Regions from separate parts of the Homo sapiens genome. Here region 1 is linked to region 2. Evidence: chromatin contacts called from ENCODE Hi-C data. All regions are on one chromosome and are shown on one strand. The core of a region is the stretch at or near the end of the contact, and the rest is flanking DNA. Distances in the headings are between cores, read along the strand shown.

What was found. Hi-C counts contacts between places; a loop is a spot of excess contacts on that map. Pooled maps may share reads with other maps.
Region 1: a loop to region 2 is called in a pooled map, with 3 times the contacts of the local background. The contact joins the enhancer-like site here to the promoter of PMCH in region 2. A Hi-C loop is called at or near these places in 6 of 50 pooled maps.

What each region holds. Positions count from the first base shown.
Region 1 is chr12:102,424,148-102,426,847 of GRCh38, reverse strand. All of the region lies in intron 2 of IGF1 (insulin like growth factor 1), which reads left to right. The region is part of intron 10 of LINC02456 (long intergenic non-protein coding RNA 2456); the gene reads right to left. Among named protein-coding and RNA genes, the nearest start is that of IGF1, 55 kb to the left of the region's middle. Within about 2 kb of position 1,432, at least 2 of the 41 ENCODE cell types and tissues checked have a DNase peak (open chromatin) inside an H3K27ac peak, as active enhancers do.
Region 2 is chr12:102,196,505-102,199,343 of GRCh38, reverse strand. It overlaps PMCH (pro-melanin concentrating hormone), which reads left to right and starts at 1,511. Exons shown (of 3, transcript NM_002674.4): 1 at 1,511-1,822; 2 at 2,173-2,371; 3 at 2,643-2,839. The coding sequence starts at 1,574. The coding sequence ends at 2,692. PARPBP (PARP1 binding protein) reads right to left here. Exons shown (of 11, transcript NM_017915.5): 11 at 1,824-2,839.

The sequences.
Region 1 (2,700 bases), core at 183-2,682, 230 kb before region 2:
AAGTAGAGAGAGATGAGAGAAATACTATGCTGGGTGAAAGTGATTGGGAAACCATTTCTGACCATGTATTTCACCACACTCATCCCAGGCCTTGCAGCATTGTTTTGAAATAAGAAGCATTGATATTAATACCAAAAAGCCAATGATTTTAACCAGTGGATTATTTGGGACAAATCAAAGGTAACAAGGGGTCAAGATAAGCCCATACGCCTTATTTGACTTGATTGAAAGATTCATTCTCATAGTGTCTATTCTAGATTAAAACTATTCAGACCAGTCTATACAACATAAAGTTTGGACATTCTTTCAAGAGAACAGCCTTTCATTTACTTTAGTGAATAACAATATCTAGAAAGGCCATCTGCTTCGACCAAACTTTGGAAAGGATGCATTTTTAAGATTAATGGAGGAAGAGGATACCTGCCCAACTAGCTATGTTAACCAATTCAACACCATAATAATAATTGTCAACATTTATATAGTTTACCATATACCAGCCATTGTGCAAAACACTTTGCATACATTCTCACTTAATCTTCATGCCAGTCCTGGGAGGTACTCTTATATATCCTTTTTACATATGAGGACCTGAATCTTAGAAGGTTGAGTCCTTTGCCAAATGAAAGCTTAACAGTAAAGAAACAGTAGAATCCAGACTGTCTGGTTCCAAAACTTGTGCTTTTAGCCACTTCACATATTGCTTCTGTCATTGGTATGACAGATGTCACAGGCAGATCATACTCAAATTCTGTAATATGTTCTAAATAATACAAACAATATAACTAGAAAATGGTAGCTAACTTATATAGCAGGCCCCACTGAAATAATTCAAACATAAAAATGACCTCTTGGCATTTGATTATCTTTCACCTTAGACGTTGATAAACCAAACCATTCCCTTAGGACAATATTTTTCTGTCCAGCAAAGCATTTCTCTTGCCAAAGTATAATTTTGTTGGCTACATCTATCTCCTCCAAGCCCTGGAATCAGACCTAAGCTAGTAAATTGTGCTGTCCTGGCAAGACACTCATCCTCCAGGGCATTGTATCAGGCTAAAGTAATACATCATGTTGCTTCCCACTCTGTCTGCCCATTTCTCCAAAGAGTCCTAAAACAGTAATGTTTCTGCTTTGAATCTCTTGCTGTTATCGCCCCTAGGACTTGCACTTTAGCTTCCTGGCCTTGGAAACCAAGGTGAGCTGAATAGCATTCTTTTCACACCTGCTCTTGACTTGGGCTTCCAAAAGAAAGGAGGCTTTCAACAAAGGGGCAGCCCCATAGAACTCTGCTTCATTCCTTTTAGACTCAGAGAAACAAAAACATTGACTTGATTGGGTAACGGAAGACTTTGGTCTTTTGGGTTATGGGGATTTAGTAGCTGAGAAAGAGTTGCTGAGTAGTGAGGGTGGGGGCAGGTCGTAGAGGGCCATAATTCCTAGAAAAAGATGACCTTGTCCAATTGAGAGGTAGTGAGACCAGCAAACACTGGCAATTAAAAATTAACACAGGCCAAAAGTGAAATCGATGCCTAAATTTGATAGGTTTTCAAGAAAAGTTTATGACATGCAGTTCATAGAAAAGAGAACATTTTCTCAGTGTTCACTTTTAAGATGCCAAAGGTCAATCTTACTTGGAAAGATCCTTCCACAGAAAAGCAGAAATGTACAGGGTCTCCTAGCAAAGTATAAGGCAGGCAATAGATATATTAGAAAATCTTTTTTAAAAATCCTAATTTCAAAATGTTTTACAGCAGCTTTGGTACTACAGTAATTCACTTAATTCCCTAATATGTGTTTGAGTATATGTGTGTACATACTCATGTTATTCTAAACATAAAAAGATGTGGCCAGTTGACAGTAGTAAAAGCTTCTTTCCATATCTTTACTAAGCACATGACAATGTATAACTCAATAATTGCTTTAATTCAAGTTGTGATTTCAATAGACAAAAATTTAAAGGCAAAATATTGACTCTCAAAAGGTTTTCAAGTAAATGCAAATCCTATGAATTCTGGAAATATCAACCATTCAATGTATTACATTGGGGTCTTGGTAATAATATAATCACAATTTTCCTTATATTAGAAATTTATGAAAGGACTCAAGTCTTCCTTATAAAGCCATCAGAGATGTAGGAAATATTGGGAGGTGATTCTCCCTTTTCCACAAATGAAAATAGTAATTAAAATGCTAAAATGAAGACTACTTTAAGATTATTCATATCTTATACAATTTTCCTACTAGTATCTCATGCAAAATAATGCAAACCAAATGAATTTATATTAAATAAGGCGGCCCAGGGAGAAAATCTTGCCCTAAAAAACTAACCGTTCCAAGTTATTCTAAATTGGCAATGTGTCTGGAGTTCTGAAATAAATAACTGGTGTGAAAAACCTAAGTTTCCAGATTCTTCAGATCTTAACTGTAATATTTGGTTGTGTAATCAATCCTTAGTTAATCTAAGTGAAATGCAGGTTCATTTTTATTAGCTAATAATTTCATTTGTGTTTTTTATCAGACATATAATTGAACATTTTCTAGAAATAGCCCTTAAAATCCAGGTTAATTGTCTTACCTCTTTTTTCCTCCTTTCAAAAAAAAAAAAAAAGGGATCAACTTTGGAACCTCTTCCTGTTAGCAAATTTCTAAAGAATAGTTTTATTCCTTAGAACTCAAAGAATAACAAATGTATATCTTAAG
Region 2 (2,839 bases), core at 262-2,761:
AAATCTGATATACTGTAGAGATGGCACTGCAGATTAGTGGGGACAGGATGACTTCTTCAAGAAATATATAAGGACATTGGAAAAAGTAAAATTACATCTCTATCTTATATCATACACAAAATTACAGATGAATTACAAACCTAAACATGAAAGTCAAAATATTTAAACTTTTAGAAGAAAATATATGAAAACACGTTAATAATCTAAGGATTGAGAAGGATTTCTAAAAAAAAACAACACATTAAAAGTAGTTGCCATAAAGAAAAAAGAAAAATATTTAAACATTAAAATTAATCAGTTTGGTTCACCAAAAGACACCAGAGGGGTTGAAAATATGTCACAAACTGAGCGAAAATAATTGAAACATATATAACTAACAATTAATATCCAGAATATATAAAGAACTCCCATAAATAAATTAGAAAAAGACAACCCAATAGAAAAATGGACAAAGCCAAAAAAGAAAAAAAAAAAAAGCATTTAACATAAGAGGAAACATAAATGGCTCAGAAACATATGGGAAGACACTTAACCTCTTTGGTAATTAGGAAAATACAAATTAAAAGGACAATGAGACACAAGAGTCAGCTAGGACATGGAACAATGGAAATTCTCATACCCTGCTTATCGAGGGCACAAATCGCTTACAACTATGTTGGAAAACATTTTGGCATTAGTAAAGCTGAACATATACATACTCCATGATCCAGTAATTCCATACTGAGAAATATACTCTAGAAAAATTCTTACATATATGTACCAGAAGACATATAAAAGAATGTATTATCTTATTCATTGGGGTCAAAATTAGAAATTAACTCTGAAATGTTTAATTAAAAGTCATACAACATAAACTCATCATCCAAAAGTAATGTTTATGGGCACATAAATATTCTTTTCATGGACTAATTCATTAATTTCTAAATTCATTAATAAATATTTGTACATATTATCCTTTTGTAAATGCAGAGATAAAATACACCTGACAGGTCAATTTTTGATATAGCATGAATGGCTTTTTGTTCACACTGACAGGCATATGTACTTTAATCACCAAAAACTATATCAAGTATTTATAAAAGAAAGTCTCTTTTGAGGATTATTTCAGTTTAATCAGGATTAAAAGGAAATAAAACTTTATCCTTATCATCCTTGAGTGAAATAACTTGAGTTTTAATATCTTTACTTAATCAGAAAATACACAAAAGGAAACAATAATATAGAGAGAGCCTGATGTCCTGTGGTCTTCCTTAATAACAACCCATTTTCAAGAGACTATAATCTACTCAACAGAAAGCATTCTACCAAGGATCTTAGTCAGATTCTGAGAAAATTCACACTCAAAATAAACAATGTGTCACTAAAACCAAAACAATGTAGGTATTAGCAGCTGCATAAAGGTTAGCCTCAATCTAATGAGTCATTTCTAAAATGATGAAAAGTATAATTCTTTGAAGTGCTTTCTATTCAAGCTAGAAAATATATAAAGATACAGAATCGTTTACCAAGCAGGCTGACAGAGAAATTTTTCATTTTCTTTCTTGTTTGACTGTATGCAAACATCAAACTAAGAATGGCAAAAATGAATCTCTCTTCCTATATATTAATACTAACTTTTTCTTTGTTTTCTCAAGGTATTTTACTTTCAGCATCCAAGTCCATAAGAAATTTAGATGATGACATGGTATTTAATACATTCAGGTTGGGGAAAGGCTTTCAGAAGGAAGACACTGCAGAAAAATCAGTTATTGCTCCTTCCCTGGAACAATATAAAAATGATGAGAGCAGTTTCATGAACGAAGAGGAAAATAAAGTTTCAAAGGTAAGTGGCAATGTGACTTGTCGTTTATTTCAATGAAAATTTAAATGATTCTTACAAATCCTCTGAAAAGTAAAACTGATACTTTTATAAACAGAAGTATATGCAAACAGTCACAATATGCATTAGGACGACTGACGATATTTCTTACATGCCAGGTAGTTCTTCCATCCCAGCAAACACCTCTTATCTGAAAGTGTTTTTTCTCCTATAAATTTGCATCTAAGGTATTTTTAAAAAGTCAAAAACAGTGCAGAGTAACTTTGAATTGATCAACAAGAATATTATACAATTGTATTATAGTTCCACTCCGAATACGATAGCTAAAAACCAAATCAACCTTCTCTTTACAGAACACAGGCTCCAAACATAATTTCTTAAATCATGGTCTGCCACTGAATCTGGCTATAAAACCTTATCTTGCACTAAAAGGATCTGTAGCTTTCCCAGCTGAGAATGGAGTTCAGAATACTGAATCAACACAAGAAAAGAGAGAAATTGGGGATGAAGAAAACTCAGCTAAATTTCCTATAGGAAGGAGAGATTTTGACAGTGAGTAGTCTTTTCAAAATTCAATTCTTACATCCTACCACCATTAAACAGAACTCTGAGTTAAAGTGAATTTGGATGCAATCATAACAAAATCAAATAAGACCATGGCTCAATTACACCTGCCAAAAATGTGGGATTAAATAGCAACAATTAATTATTATCATTTTGGTTTACTCAGAATTAGTTATACTAGATCCATTCTTTTTTTCTTAATAAATTTTGTGTGATAATTATAGTCCTTTAAACAATTTAAACTTTCTTCTTCCTTCAGTGCTCAGATGTATGCTGGGAAGAGTCTACCGACCTTGTTGGCAAGTCTGATACCTGTTGGTCCACATCATCTTTTCAGAAGAAAATAAAAGCATTTAATTGCCAATGGGAGGAGAAGCCCATACTGCTACTATAACTTGTGTATGTTAAATGTCTGTTTTAAAAGAAAGTAGTGTTAAGATGTATCAGTAACTGAAA